Regions from separate parts of the Homo sapiens genome. Here region 2 is linked to region 1. A link is a contact called in ENCODE Hi-C data. All regions are on one chromosome and are shown on one strand. The core of a region is the stretch at or near the end of the contact, and the rest is flanking DNA. Distances in the headings are between cores, read along the strand shown.

Region 1 (7,938 bases), core at 5,309-7,808:
GCAGGGTCTCACCTGTGGCCCCTGGTCCCCAGTACTCTCATTTGTAAAGTGGGGTGTGGGGCTACACAGGGGCTTATAGGCTCAGATGCTCACAGCAGGCAGCGCAGGTGTGGGGAGTGGGTCTCCACTCAAGGAGTCAGCCGCCCATCAGATCAAACCATCCCTACTGTGCAGGACCGTGGGCCTGGTGCAGCCAGACCCTTTCTGATTTTTCAGAAGAGGATAGATTATCTGGAATTTCATGAGGAATTTCCCAAATCTTGAAACATCATGTGGGCTAAATACATGTCTGATGCCAAACACAGCCCTTGGGCACTGGCTGGACTCTGCAGGGCCTAGGCTTGGGGGACCACCCACTGGGCAGGGCAAGTGGAGCCCTAGTCTTGCGGTCATTCACATCCTCTGATGTTTCATGCGGGAATCTTGGTTGGGCTTTGTGGCCCTATCTTGGTCTAATTCAACATATTTGTACCGCCTAATGGCAAGTCTTATCGTGGTGAGGCTGTTTTTTGGGGGGTTCTGCAGTTGAGATTGGGTTGGCTCCCGGACTTTCTCTCCTCACTAGTCTTGGCTCACTAGTCCTAGTCCTCCCTCTTCAGTAACTCAGACACCCTTCTATAGCTCCCAGGCCAGAGCTAGCCCAGGCATCCAGGCAACTCTGGGCAGCTGGGGATTGCCAGACAGTGGCAGATCAGAGGGCCGGCTGGAACCTGCTGCCAGACGGCCTCAGCCAGCCCCTGAGGCGTCCCCTCGGCTGGCCAGGCCAGACATCACACCCTTCAGGAGCTTCTGGCTCCTGGTCCAAGCTGTGCTGGGCTGCCTGTGACCACCAGGCATGGTACAAACCTCACACTCTGCCTCCTTGACCTGCCCAGGCTGCGAGGCCCCACAGCTTGCTCCCCTCCCTCTCCTGCCATCCCACCTCCTCATGCTCACTTCTGTGACACCTGTCTCACCCTGCCTGCCCCCATCCTGCACTCCCCAGGCCGGGCACCCTGTGGGTCCCTGTGCAGAGTTGGTGGGTGACTTAAGCAGCAGGTGTAGGCCTGGAGAGAGTTGGGGTGAGTCCTCGGTCCTGAGCTCCAGTGTGCTGGGTAGAGGGAGGCATTGGGGAGAGGGTGATGGCACCACAGGGATTTCCACCTGTGCTGTTAACACACGCCACTTCATATCTTCTGGTGGAGGCCTGGGGTGTGGTCACTGCTGTTCTTCAGCTCTGGCTGTTCAGGGATTGATCTAAATCCCAGGTGGCTTTCCACAGGTGGTCCAAGCACCAGCTGCCCTGGGAACTGGTTAGATATGCAAATTCCTACCACGCCCCTCTCCCAGCCTGCTGAACCGAAAACACTTAGTCTTCCCGTCCAAGTTTTAAGGAGCCCTCCAGGGCATTCTGGTGGAAGGTCAAGTTTGAAAACCACTAGTAAGAGCTTAGTTTTGGCACTCGGGATTCCCCAAGATAATCCCCTCTGTAGGAACAGTTGTCGGGGGCAGGGGCGCGGGAGCGGGAAGCCCCAAGAGCCTCCACCCTGCGTTTGTGGTTTGTGTGTGTTGGTGTATGCTGCGGGACAGCCCACATAGAGAAGTAGGGGACTCTCGGGCTGGGAAGAGGTGTTCTTGACAGCCCTTAATGATAGAAAGTTAACCCACTAGGGGGATTTTCCTGTCCCTAACGCTGAAGAAAGTGTAAGGGTTTGACCCGGTCTCCATGGAGTCAGAAAGTACCTTTCAGGAAAATTCTGTAGCCTTAACAGCCCAGGGTACCGGTACCGGCCTGAAGAAGTGTGTGTTTTTGCTGGGTCGCAATTACCACATAAGACGAGGCTTTAGGCTGTGACACTGATAGGCACAACTGGTCCCTGGGGCACCAAGCCCCTCCAGGTCTCACTGCCACCCTGTGATGCACCCACCACGACCTCCTGGGCCACTGGGCACTTGCTGCAGGGGCAGGGCCATCCCAGGCCAGTCTCTCCTCAGGCACCACAGGCCCCAAGGGCTGGGCAGACAAGAGGAACAGACACTTCCCCAGAGAACCTCCAATGCACCAGGCACTTTGCCTCTCCTTTGTTTAATATAAGGTGATATAGGAATGATTATTTTCCAGGCAAAGAGATGGAGGCTCCCAGAGTTTAAGTCTCTAGTCCAAGGTCACATTGCAGTAAATGAAAGGTGCTGGCCATGGCCCCAAGCTCACAGCCACTTACAAAACAGCAATACCGTTTCCATTAGGCTTTGGAGGTCTCCACCCAGTATCAGTGAACAGGTCTCAGGGACACAGGGTGCTGTTTGTTGCCCTTGAGCCCCAAGCTAAGGGGCTCTCAGGCTGGCGAAGGGCTCACCACCCGGGGCGCGCTCCCAGAGCCGCCTGAAAGAGACCCCCCCGTGTTGTCACTGCCCCTCACCCGCAGCACCGGCAGCCTTAGCAGTACGGTTTGGGGTGCCTTCTCCTCCACTGTCTCATCCCACTTCTCCGAAGGTGGGCAGGGCCACGCTCTGGGGCCAGCGTCACGCCCTGGGACCAGCGGCTCCTTGTGAGCCTTCTCCCCGCTTCCGAGGGGCTAGAGGAGGGACGCCATCTCTGGAGGCTGAGGCGCCGACTTCCTGTATCATGAACCTCGCCTTTGGGATAATTTTGCTTGTATTACAACAAAAAGCCTGAGCAACGGGGAACAATCTGTGCCTTTTGAAGATGGCAAAGGGCTTTAGCCAGGCTGGCTGGTATCTCAAAAGAAAAAAGGACCGCCCGGAAATGTCCTTGTGTAAACCCATGGCTCTGGACAAGCAAGTGAGCCCCAGGCGGCAGGACCTTTTCTGGGGACTGTGTGCCGGCCCCGCCCGCCTGGGGCGCGGCGCCGAGGCTCCGGGGCGCCCCCTGGTGACCGCGGGCGCGCTCCACATCCAGTCCCGCTCCTCGGCCCAGGGACCCCTCAGCAATGAGAGAAACGGAAGGGGCTTCCCCTGGTCCGGGGGCTCCGTCTCTCCCAGGGGTGCGGAAAACCAGCATCCCGCCTTGAGAGAGTTGCCCCGTCCCCTCTCCGAAGGCCTGGCAGACCACTGGCCCCTGGAGTGACTGGCCAGCCCCACGAACATCTGTTTTCTGGGAGCCGCAAAGCGCTTCCCAGCCTGCCCGCTCTGGGCAGTGCCTTGTGTCCCACTCACTCCCTTCTTCGCCTCCCATCCCCACCTTCCACCCCCACCCCCACTCCCCTCTCCACCTCCCACCCCCACCCCCACTTCCCTCTCCATTCCCTTCTCCAGTCCCCTCTCCACCCCCAGCCCCACTCCCCTCTCCATTCCCACCCCCACCTCCACTCCCCTCTCTACCTCCCTTTCCACTCTCCCCACCCCCACCCCAGTGGCAAGAAGGAAGGAGAATGTAACTGCTCTACAAGGGCCCCACCAGGAGGCTTAGCTTGAAGGGAAAGGAATTCCCCTGGGCCTCTCTGCAGGAGCTTGGGACACTGCCAGAAGCCCCAACCACAAACCTGTATTCTACTGGGAGGGAGCGCCTTCCAAAGGTGCCATTGACCTCTTTCACACAGCTGGGTATTAGTGAGGAAGCCCGGGGATGGTCTCCTCAAACTGCCAGACCTCCCCAGATGCAGCGAGGTGGCTTCTGAGCATAGGGGAGTCTGCTGACCTCATCCTAGTTGCCGGACTCTCCCTCTGACCCCGTTTCATGATGCTTTGCAGAAGGGGCTGTAGTGAGGCTGGGCCCAGCAAGCCCGGACCTCAACCCCTCTGCCTTGGTGGGTGGGCCCTCTGGATCTCTCCCGAGGATGATGATTGGCTAAAGGCTGCCCCGGCTAAAGGCTGCCCCACACGTTTGCCCAAAGTCAGGGACCTGCAGGTTTGAGACCACCACAGAGACACAGTGGGCTGTGACAGATACAAACATTTGTCTACAGTGCTCATAAATGCAGCTCCAAGTTCACATGCGCAGATTCCCAGCCCTTGCAGGGTGTGAAGAACATTGCTGATGTCCCCATTTTATAGATAAGGAAACTGGGTAATTGCTTGTCTGAAACTTTTTCCTTTTAATATGGTTTACATTCTATCTCCAGAGAAAACACACTTAACAGAAGACAGAAAACATTTAACAAATCCAAAGCAATTAAAAATAGCCACAAAAAAAGAGAATAACCTAGACTGACAGCTCACAGAGCAAGGAGGTGGCAGAGACCTGCCCAGGTGAGCTTGGCTGTTGCCCCCAGCTCAATCTTCCTCCTCTCCTCTCTCTGTCCCTTCACCTCTGATCAGTCCCAGCCTGATTCCCGTTCCCTGATGCCTCACCTTCTTGCTGCCAGATGCCTCTAGGAACTAGGGTCCTTCAGACTCCAGATGCCCTGACCTGGGCCTTAGGACATCTTGACTTCCCCAGTGGACAGCTGGACAGTGCCCTGCTCTCACCCACAGCTGGGACCCTGACCATGCCATGAGGCCCCTGTGTGGAAGTGGTGTAGGGGTGGGGATGGTAGCACTGAGTGGTACAGATTCTATCTTGGCCCTCATCATGGGGGAACTCTCCCAATGCCACCACAGGACGTATGAGTTGTAGCCAGCAGAGTGCCCCAGTGGTGCCAGGTGACAGTCCCCCGGAATACATTAGTGCATTTGCTAAGACTCCATGTGTTCTCTTGGGCCTCACAGAACATGGGCTTTGAGGGTGGGAGCCAAGAGGCAGACTTGGGAGTGCCCGAGGCCTTGTTCTGAAACACCTGGGGGGCTGACACCCCCACTACCCTCACACCCCTACCACCAGTTTCCCCACCAGCGATGATGGTAGCTACTCAGCCAGTGGGCTCCTATATGCGGTTACACGTCAGAATGGCCTGGGAGGCAGGTGCCAGTAATTATCCCTATATTACCCATGAGAAACTGAGGAACACAGATGTTAAGTAAGTTGCTCAAGGTGATCAGCCAGCAAGGGTCAGAGCGAACGGGATTGGTAACATCTCCTCATGTGAAACAGGCTGTTATCATATTCAGAGGGGGTCGGTCTCACTGTGAACTGCCCAAGCAGGGGCCTCTGCAGAAAAGCATTTCCCTTTCAGAGACCTGCCAGGGGCAGTGACCACCATGGAGGAGACGAGAGGAGATGCAGACCCAGCATGCTCTCTACAGAAGCCTTTACTGGGGAGGGGTCAGAGTTCATGGATCACCGGGAGGTGCGAGTAGAGTGTTCTGAGGACACTGCTGGGGCGGGGGCGGTGGCGGGAGGCCATGGCTTGGGCAGACTGCCCAAAAGTCCAGCTTCTTAGGTCAGAGCTCTGCTGCCCATCCTGCGGTGGTCTTGCCAGGGAATGCCCAGGCATCCTGGCTTCACAGAGCCTCCCTCTGGGGGCCCCCATGGGCTTGCTGCTGTCCATCTGTCTATGTGGACCCCAGAGGCCAGCAGAGGGGCCAGTCCTCCTTGGCAGGTCCCTCTGGCTTGGCTGCTTTTCCTGGGACTCCCCAAAAAGCCAGTCCAGGGGGTCCACAGTATCAGCCATGGGCAGTGTGGGCTGCTGGCCACTGAAACGTGCGGTGATGTCTCGCAGGGACACAGCAGGGCGGCCCTTCCGGCAGGCCTGGGCTGGCCTGTGGGGTGGCCTGGGTTGGCCCTGGGCCGTGGCCTTGTCCAGCACAGAGGTGGGCTGTGCCAGTCGAGATATAGACCTCACGTAGTCATCCAGGCTAGGAGAGGGTGGGGGCTCCTGTCCAGGACCCCCAAGCAGCATCTCCTCCGTGGTCTCCCGAATTGTGGGCAGATGGGCCACGGAGAGCAGAAGCCGGGACCTCATCACTCTGGCGAGAGGAGGTGGCAACCTGTTGGGAAACAGAAGCCTGGTGGTGAGGGCCTGCCATGCGTCCCACCGCCCCTCAGCGTCACCACACTCCTCTGGGGCTGCCTGTAGGAATCCGGTGCCCTGAGAGCAATTTGAAGTCTACAGAGCCCAGACCAGAGCTCCGACTGCTGGGATCTTTTCTTCCTGTTCAGGTTAAAAACCCCAAAGGCTTAAGATTTTATCATTATCGTTTCAGAATGTGCACAGATAAGAGAACCTAACCTAACAAACACTGGTCAGAGGAAGGCTGGGTTTAAAACCAGGATCGGCCACGCACTGACCATGGGACCTTTGGCAAGGCCACCTCTCCAGGCCTCCACTTACCCATCCATAAAACAGGGTTATAAATACCCCTGGCCGGGATGTTGTAGGAAATGCATGAAATAACCCCTGAATCCCTTTATAAATGCAAAGCCCTCTACAGACAGCCCTGGTCTCTAACCCATAGGGAGGCTGTGCAAGTTCAGGCTGGGAATTGCCCTCAAAAATAAACAAAGCCCTTGTGTTTTGTCTCAAACCCAAGGGCAGCTGCTCTCTCTTACCTGGAGCTGAGGAGGTCTGGGGGTGGCAGGAGAATGGATGAGCAGGGACAGTCCAGTCCAAAGGAAGCCCCTGGGAAGCTTGGGGGCCGAAGGGTGGAGGGTCCGGCAGGGGGTCCAGCGTGGGGTCGCTGGGAGGAGGACAGTGCACTGAGTCTCACAGTCCACCGTAGCAGGCTCTTCCCTGAGCAGTGTGAAGAACCTTCGCAGGCAAGCTGCTTTTATACCTTCCCAGCAGCTATCAATCACTGTCACGAGGGCCAAAAATAGCCTGCTCGGAAGGCTGTCTTAGGAAAACAGCTTGGTGGGCGGGGCCTGGCCCAGCTGCCAGCTTGGAGGTGTTTTTCTGCCTGTAGGAGGCTGGGGAATGTTTACGCTGCAGGGCAGGAAAGGGGTGGGTTCACTGCTGGTCAAGTAGGGGCACTGGGAGAGGGAGGGGTTCCACTGGGCCCTCACAGGTAGCCCCAGGGCCACCCCTGCCCCAAAGCTTGTTTCCCACTCTGTGTTACACCACCCCATCATGACTCCTGTGAAGTTGGGCCAGGTCCTTGGCAACTTTGATGAAAAATCAGCAGCACAGGACCCCAGTCTGGAGGCAGCTGAGGCTGGGTCCCTAGGCCTGCTCCTAGGAGAGACACACCCTGCTCGCAAGGGACCAAGGGCGGTCTGCGGGGTCTGACCCTGGTCTTCTTACACCCCAGATGGGGTGCTTTCGGAGGATTTGTTTGTTTACTTGTTCACCAGATATGAGGTGCTAGTGTGTGCTGTGAATGCACTAAGCACAGCAAACGTAGCAGCGGACAAAGGTGTGGCCCCCTGGAGCTCATATTCTAGTAAGGGAGGAGATCAAGCCAGAGATGAATGGGTGCTGTGATTCAGGCAACAGCAAGAACTGCCTGAAGGAAAGCAGCGCAGTGGCATGCTGTGGTGGGCTGCCGCCACAGGTACAGTGGTCAGGGGTGTCTTCCCTAAGAGCAGATATTGGAGCAGAAACCTGAAAAAAATGGGAAAATGCACATTCCAGGTGGCAGGGGCAGCACGTGCAAAGCCCCTGTGGTGAGGGCGCGCCGGACAGACATGCTCAGGGCACAGCAAGGGGCCTGCAGACTGGCCCATGTAGGAGGGGGTCAGTGGACCTTGGGGTGGATGCTGTGTTTCCCTCTAGGAGGGAGGGAAAGACTGCAGGGTTTGAACAAGGGCACTGCAGTCTGGCTTCTGCTTCAAAGGATCGCTGCAGCTGCTGGGACTGGGCTGGGGCTGGGGCTGGGGGGCTGCCAAGGAGCACCTGGGCAACATTAGAAAGCCACTGCATCTGTCCAGGAGTGACCATGCCAGCAAAGGAGGCTGCCAAGGATGAGAGAGGCAGCCCCTGGGAAGCTCCTGCACTCCCCAGACAGGCCACAGATCCTCTGCCCCAGCCACAGCCCCACCTGGAACACGCCTGCCTGTGCTGCAGGTGGGGGAGAAAGAGGAGTCTTGAGAGTTAGCCCAAGCCTGAGCTCTGAGTACTGGGCAGACCCCAGACTCCCTAGGCAAGCAAGAGGGACCGGCAGTCCCAAGTTCTTGAATTCTAG
Region 2 (7,938 bases), core at 2,199-4,698, 440 kb after region 1:
TATCCTGTGGTATAGAAGGTAACTGTGCACCTCCTTTTCATGTATCCCCATCATGGCTAACAACAGCCTAGACATATGGTTCTCAATCCTGTGTGTTTAGTGTTACAGACTCCATGCTGCCCACTCTGCACAAACTGTGGAACCAGGGGAAGTCCAGCACAGTTATATTTTAGGGCTACTGGTGGATTCCAGTGTATAGCCAGGATTAAGAACACTGGCCTGTAATGCCTTTCTGGGCCTCCCCACCCCCCACATATGGTTGCATCTATTTGCTGAGTCAAGTCCATCTGCTGGGTCCCAGGGAGTGCCTCCTCCTCTCCCAGCTCCACCATCTCTCCTGAGTGAGGGCAGGAGCATCTTTCCAGCTGCCTCCCTGGGCTCCATCTCTCAAGACAGTGGGAGGGCTTATTCTCAAGTGCTTGTATAATTTGTTGGAGGCTCGCTCTAAAAAGTAAATATAATTTCTTGGTTGGCTCAATTGCAGGTGAGAGCCCAGATGTCTCTGCCCAGAAATGGAGATACATCCATAGGGACGCACCCGCCCCTGCCATCTCTCAGGTCCTACATGCATAGGATGCTCCACCGTGGGGAGCCAGCAGGGCTTTGCAGAGCATCTCTTGTCTCTGACCTAGCTGTTTCCTTTGCCACACCCACCCTCCCCACTTCTTGGCCAAGACATGGGTGAGGGGCCCCTTCTTGCAGAAGCTTCTAGAAGCCTCTGGCCCCAGTGAGGTCCCCTCCCCTGTACTCCCCAGTGCCGCCCACCCTGCCCTTGGCCCCAGAAGTGCTGCAGCCCACGTTTCTCCACATCGTCCTGTCATTAGCCCCTTGAGTGATGGCCTATTGGCAGGAGCAGAGCGAAGGAATCCTGAGAGGGGCCCTTCTGCCCCTCCTGGCCCAGCAGGCTGGACAGTAAGCTTAGCCCCACTCTGAGCACCGCCTCTGTGCTGGCACAGTGGATGGAGACCCTTGAGTTCTGCGGGGGAGAGAAGAGGTGTCCCTGTATTTGAGGAGCTGAGCCAAGGGGGCTGGACCACAAGGAAGCAGCTTAGAGGAGCCTGTGTGGGGATGAGGGGTGCCTGGGAGAGGGCCCTGGGCCGGTGGGGGTTGGGGGGACCCTAGGAAAGTCGTCTAAGTTCCCTGAGCCTCGGTGTCCTCAAATGAACAATGAGACCCGGCCCCAGCTCCTCCCCAGGGTTGTGAGATTAAAATGGGATCGCACACATCAGCCCCTCAGGGAAGTTTCTCCCTAAAGACAGCCTTTGTCTTCTCCATTCTTGGTTCAGGCCCTCTGGGACCGCGTCTCCACCATCACACACCGGCCTAGGGCTGCACTCTTGGAAGGGCCCCTGCGCTTGCAGGGTGGGCAGGGGACCCTCGCTTCACCTGGGCGTCCTCTCTGATGGGGCCCAGGAAGGCTTTGCAGCCGGGGGCCATCTGACCAGGTCTTACTGGGCCCAGGCAGAGGTACGTGGGGCCTGGAGAATGGCACAGGGGGCTGCAGCGGAGAGAGACTGTGGGCACAGGTGTGGCGAGGCCAGGCCGCCGAGAGCCAAGTGGTTTGCGAAATTTCCTGGTGGTGTGGAGGGAGGAAAAGCTGATGTGTTCACCTCCCCACTCGCTGTTTGCAGCCTGGAAGACGATTGCAGGGGGTGGCAGGGCTGAAAAGACAATGTCCTCATTAAAGGAAATTGAGAAAGAGAGTTTCCTTCCCAGTGGGGCGGGACAGTGCAGAAATGCGGCCGGTCCTGGAAGAGGTGGGGGCGAGGGGTCGGGGGCTCACACGCCCTGCGATTTCCTCCCATGAGAATGGGCGGGGGCAGCTCCGGGAAGGGTGGCGGATGGAGCCGCCCTCTCCCCAGGACCACAGGGGCGCTTTCCAGTGAAGGCGCCGTAGGAAACGCCAGTCTGTGCCGCAGTGTACGTAGAGGCGCTATGAGCCCGAGTTTCCCACGTCCAGGGACAAACTGGGAGCCGTGACTGTCAGGCCGCGCGGAGGCTGCCCTGGCCGCCTTTGCGGTCAGGTGAAGGCGCAGAGGCAGGGAGGCCGGGCGAGCGCAGGCGGGCGGAGAGCAGACCACGCGGAAGAGGCCGAGAGAGAAAGCGGGGCACCCGGCCGGGGGGGTCATTTACAAGGGACGCTGGGCACGAAGGAGGCTGGGGCGAAGATGAGTCCAGGGGTTGGGTTGAGAGCGCTGCGCAGCCGGGCTGAGAAGAGAAGCTGACGAGTGACTCCCGACAAGGGACGGGGGAGAGGGAACCTGGGGGCAGGCAGAGGCCTAGGGGGTGGGCTCTGAGGGCAGCCACTCCCACCGGCCCTCCCCCAGCCCCGCAGGCCAGCCACATGCCCCGTGCTCCAGACGACCCAGCTACATGGATGGCAGCGTCCTGAAGGGGGATGATCGGTAGGGAGTGGGTGCGGAGGCTCACGCCTGTAATCCCAGTGTTCGGGGATTCCCGAGCGGGAGGATCGCTTGAGCCGGGGAGGTGGAAGCTGCAGTGATCTGCGCCACTGAACTCCCGCCTGGGCGGCAGAGTGAGACCCTGTTTCAAAAGGCACCAGGGGTGTAGGGAAGGAGCGATATCCCCCAGGCAAGGAAGGCTGCGGAGGGGCCAGGCCAGGAGAGAAGGGCCCTGAGCTCAGTGGACGGGCAGGGTGCCTGTGGAGGAAGGGAGGGACGTAGCAGCAGGAGGAAGGGTGAGGACCCAGGCTGGGGATCGGGAGAAGTGATGGCGGAGGAAAGAGAGGCCGGAAGAGGAGGGGGCCTGCTGGCCTGGCACTGGAAAGCAAAGCGTGGGTTTGTATATGGGAAGAAGACCACATCCCCTCTTATCGTCATCCCAACTCAGAAACCATTTGGCCCCAAGTCACCAAAGCACTCATAGGAACCACTTTTCCTGTGACACAAGTAGGATTCTCCCACTTTTAACTTCCCAAATGCTACCCGAAAGCCTCTGAAATCCTTGGAAATTTAAAAAATAATCCCCTTCTATTAACTGATGCCTATAAAACATATTGACTTTCATTAAATTTTGTTATGAAATCAGGGATGTGTCCCATTGTAAAATAAATTTGTTTGGAAAATGTAGGGTGGTATCCCATCTAAAAATCAGACGAGGCTAGAAAATTTCAATTTTATTTGCTAAGGTAGCATCATGTTGTTAAAAATGCATCATAAAATAAGACCAAGAGTTAATACAAAGCATGAAGTCATGTTTCCCTCAAAAAAATGATTTGTTCTGTAGTCAAATTAATTTGGAAAACATTGCAAACTCTTCAGCAGTGGTTCTCAAAGTATAGCTTGCGTCAGAATCCCCTGGGGCCCTTGCTAAAATCTGGATGGCTACACTCCCCGCCTAGAGTGGGTTAAACTCAGTGCCCACTGGCAGGAAACTGAAACTTGGCTGAAGTCACCGAGGAGGCCTTCCCCGTTAAACCTCTGGCTGGCGACAGCTTGGTTTCCTCGCCGCTGCTTCTGAGTAATTCTGGCACGCAGTTCCTCCTAGCCACCTGCTGTACCTGGAAGGGGGCCAGCCCTCCTCAGCAGGCTTTGCTCCTGCCCTGCACAGCACAACTGTGGCGTAAAAAATGGAAAAGCTGGTAGCAGAAGGAAAGAGCAGGGAGACAGAGGTTAGGTGAACCTCAATGGCCTCATTAAAGCAAATTGAGAAAGAGAGTTTCCTTCCCAGTGAGGCGGGACAGTGCAGAAATGCGGCCCGTCCTGGGAGAAGTAGGGGCGAGGGGTGGGGGGCTCACCGGGCACATGGCCAACAGCTGGTGCCCAGCCTGGGCCACAGTTTGGCACAGGAGAAAGCTGAAGATGCAGGAGAAAGCTAGGTCACTGCCCCTAGGCCAGGTGATCAAGGTGGCTGTTACCTGCCTGTGTGGCCTTGAAAAAGCCTGGTGCCCTCTCTGGCTTGCAGGGTCCTTCTTTTTACAAAAGCGGGTCTTCGAAGCCCTGAATATTCCAGTTATCTGTAAGGATATAGAAATATTTTGCCTCTAGATGACATGTAAATATGTTCCTCCTAACTCCACTTCTTCCTACATCTGTGGCTTCTTCTGAGAACTACCAGACCCACCCTGTTTTCAGAGTAAACCTCCTGTTTTGAGGTCAAACAGACCCAGCTGGGTAATTGGTGACTCACTCCTGGTTCCTCCAAAGAACAGGGGCAAGGGACCACCCGGGACCTCAGGTGCCCCAGCACAGGACCTCTTTCTGGGGCACCCTCTGGCACTGGGCCATCTTCAGGCCCTACAGGGCTCTCGGGGCCTGCGTAGGCCTCTCATCTCCCAGAAATAAGTTCTTTTCCCCACCCAGACTGACACCAGATGCTACAGTGAGGTTTACCCCTCCAGCTTGACAAGCATTCCTAGCCCAGAACACTCAGCTGACGAGGGGTGCTGGGGGAGGAAGGAGGCAGCAAGGCTGAAAGAAGCTTCTCTGGGTATTCCAGTGCCTGGCTGCTGGTCGTAGCCATGGTGAGACCACAGCAGCCTCCCTGGAAGCAAGCACCTGTGTAAAAGCCCCTCCTTCCCCACAAGGGGCTGGATCCAAGTGAAGAAGGTACCAGAAGGACTGGAAGATGATGCTGGTATTATTCGACAGCTCCAGGGTGCTGTAGCACTGAGCACCTACTGTATGCAGCCCATCACAAAGCCAGCCACACTGCCCAGGCTGTGCCATGGCAACTTCCAGCAGTACACCCTCTCGGTCACCTGCAGGCTCCTTGTTCATCCTGACACATGAGGAGAAAAAGACAGTACTCACAAAGGCCTCTAGCCTTGTGGCCCCAGGACCCTCTCCTGAGCATCATGGCCTCCTAGGAGACCCAGGGTAGCCAGGACAAAGGAGAGAAGCATTTGCTAAGCTAAGAAAGGATGGAAGGGGATTGCTGTTCTGCCTGGATGCACCCCTAGACCTGGCAGGGCAGGCAGGAGAGACCCCCAGTGTCTCTTGCTTATCCTAGGAGTTCCCCCCTGTGGTTGCTCCAGTTTGCTGCCTTCATGCATGTTCACAGGGTGATTCCCCTGAGACAACAGAGCTGGGATGTCACCAAGCCCTGTGTCCCATCAGCCAGGCTCTCCCCAGCCTCCATCCTCTCATTCTGCTGGATCAGGAGGATGTGGGGAGGTCCCTGACTCCCCAGCTTTCCCCATGACAAGGTGTGTGTCTACAGCTCAGACCCAGCCATGCTCCACCTGAGAAGTGGGTCCAGGCAGAGCACTGGGTCCTGGCCACCTAGGGCTGCCTCCTCAGGGGTGGGCAGGAAGGGGAGCCACTGGAGGAGTGCCCCGGGCACAGTCCCCTGCACCAGGTGAGGTCACCTCTTAGTCCATGAGGCGATGCTGCATGAGCCCCTCTGGACACTAGAAGGCCTGGGCTCAATGCTGAGTAAAGTGCAGGCATGACTGTGCCCTCAGCATGCATAGGGCAGCAGGCATAGATTCATACACGTGAGTTTGCACTTAAGCTGCAGTAAGAGCTACAGAGGAAATGAACAGAGACAGCATCACTCCAGTGAGCCCTCCAGATACACCCCATGTGCGCAGTAAGAGAATGGCATAGTCTATTGGGACAGCCACATCAAAATACCACAGACCAGATGGCTTAAACGGCAGATATTTGTCTCTCACAGGTCCGGAGGCTAGAAGTCCAAGATTAGGGTGCCAGCCAATCCACTTGCTGGTGAGGGCCCTCTTCCCAGCTTGCAGATGTCTCTGTGTTCCCACAGCATGGTCACGTGGCAGAGAGAGGGGGACAGGGCATGAATAAGCCCTCGGTGCCTTCCTCTTCTTACGAGGATGCTAATCCCATCACGGGTACCCCACCCTCGTGACCTCGTCTAACCCTAATCACCTCCCAAAGGCCCCATCTCCTAATGCCATCACACTGGGGGTCAGGGCTTCAACACATGAATTTGGGGAGCACAATTTAGTCCACAGCAGAAAAGAAAGGGGCACAGAGCATTCCAGCCTGAAGGAAACAGATGTGCAAAGGCCCAAGGCAAAGGCCTGAGCTCTGAGGGGCAACCAGAGTCAAGGCTGAAGAGTGGGCAGTGATTGAGCACTGACGGTGGAGAGGCAACAGGCTATCTTGTTAATCTCAGTCTTTTGTGTGCCAGAGAGAGAAACTGAGGCACAGTGTGTCATGGTGAACACTGGGCAGCACTCCCACGCTCCTGTCCTGCACTCTGCAGGGTTATGGAGGAAGCCTGGGAAGTCTCTCCCCTCTTTTCCACCTTTCCTGGACCCATCCCACACCCTGCCTCCTCCAGGAAGCCCTGGGGATTGCTCATACACTCACATCTCACTCCTTAGTACCTGCAGCCTGCATTCTGAATTTAGCAAGCTCTGGCCTTGGGTTTCTATTTTCTTGTCCTGTGCAGTGAGCATTTGGAAACTTCTCCTCAGCACCAAACACGGAGCCATTTAGCAGAAAATACATGAGTTTTCAAGTCAATTGAACTGTTCATCGCCCCAAAAGCCAGGCAACACGGTAGAGCAGCTGGATCTCTGTTCGTAGAAGCTTTCTCAGGGACTGGCCCACCGAGTGGGGGACTGCAAGTGCCCGATGAGTGAATGAATGAACACATGTGTGAATGGAATTCAAGGCACTGCAGGCTATTCTGGAGGGTACTGGCCTGTCTCTTCGACAGGTGAGGTGCAGTAGAACAGCATCCCGTATAGATGCCAGTTTCTGACCTGGTTCTGAAAAGCCAGTCACCTACCTCTGCAGAGCTGCCTGGAGGGGGCGGGGGTTGTGAGGACCCCTGAGAGCTTGGTGTGAAGGGGCTCTGCAGAGGGAGGCATGGCTAGTGTGCGCAAGGTGACCTCTCTCCTGGTCTGCAGGATGGAGAACCTGTTCATCAACCGCTTCATGCACATGTTCCAGTCTTCTTGGAATGACTTCGCCGACTTTGAGAAAATCTTTGTCAAGATCAGCAACACTATTTCTGGTGAGTGTGCCTCTGGGGGCCCAAGTGGTGCTGGGGACAGGGGATGCTGCTCTCCTGTCTGATACTTGCCGGGAAATTGACAAGGGCCTTCCTGCCTGCTGCAGCATGGGGGCCTCGCTGCCACCATGCCACCCTGGACAGCACCCCCTACACTCCACACCTTTTACCATCACTGTGGTCACCCTTGTGCCCAGAGGTTTCTCCTCCTCAGATATTCAAGCTCGAGCACCCTCAACCTCATTTCACTATCAAAAGTCTCAAAAGTATCAGAACTTTTTCTTGGCACAAATCAATCATTTGTGCTTCTGAACAGAGCAAAGGCAGAACTTGGCTTGTGTTTTAGGTATTTACACAAAAGCAACTTTGGGTTCCTTTGGACTAGGATGTGTTTGATGAGAGCACTAGCTTCATAGTGGCCAGTCATGGCATGGGAAGGACGTTAGGAAGGCAGGAATGGCTGGACAAGAAGAGGTGCTGAAATCAGGACATGGGGAACCAAACTTGGCAAACTGCCCCCAGGGACTCTCCTCCACGCCCTCCTTCTTCCATCCTGGACACTCCATGCTGGGCTGAAGGACCTGAGTGCTCCAGGAGGCTTCTGAGCCACGAAGGGCCAGCTCAGGTATGATGAGTTGGTGCCACAGCCTGACCCAGTGATGGGCAGGGGGCAGCAGTTGGAGCTGTGCCCATCCAGGGAGCACTCGGGAGAGGAGACCAAGCAGGGACTCTGCTCTTAGGTGAGGTCAGGAGGGCCATGGCCCTGGCTGCCCTCTACTCAGAGCTCAGGGTGGGCCTCGCTTTTCTCCTGGTAGAGCGGGTCATGAATCACTGGCAGGAAGACCTGATGTTTGGCTACCAGTTCCTGAATGGCTGCAACCCTGTGTTGATCCGGCGCTGCACAGAGCTGCCCGAGAAGCTCCCGGTGACCACGGAGATGGTAGAGTGCAGCCTGGAGCGGCAGCTCAGCTTGGAGCAGGA

The links. A loop is a pair of places that touch in the nucleus more often than their neighbours do. Pooled maps may share reads with other maps.
Region 2: a pooled map shows a loop between it and region 1 (2.2-fold over the local background). The contact joins the enhancer-like site here to the promoter of DEPP1 in region 1. A Hi-C loop is called at or near these places in 2 of 37 single-sample maps with no recorded cell type and 2 of 50 pooled maps.

What each region holds. Positions count from the first base shown.
Region 1 is chr10:44,972,251-44,980,188 of GRCh38, forward strand. It overlaps DEPP1 (DEPP autophagy regulator 1), which reads right to left and starts at 6,559. Exons shown (of 2, transcript NM_007021.4): 1 at 6,368-6,559; 2 at 3,878-5,805. The coding sequence starts at 5,780. The coding sequence ends at 5,142. All of the region lies in intron 3 of RASSF4 (Ras association domain family member 4), which reads left to right. RefSeq lists enhancers at 275-937, 938-1,599, 2,549-2,698, 6,531-6,825, 7,455-7,938 and 1 more and a silencer at 2,759-2,978.
Region 2 is chr10:45,417,188-45,425,125 of GRCh38, forward strand. ALOX5 (arachidonate 5-lipoxygenase) reads left to right here. Exons shown (of 14, transcript NM_000698.5): 5 at 6,854-6,960; 6 at 7,773-7,938. Among named protein-coding and RNA genes, the nearest start is that of ALOX5, 47 kb to the left of the region's middle. RefSeq lists enhancers at 1,752-2,445, 2,446-3,137, 3,166-3,667. Within about 2 kb of position 3,449, at least 33 of the 41 ENCODE cell types and tissues checked have a DNase peak (open chromatin) inside an H3K27ac peak, as active enhancers do.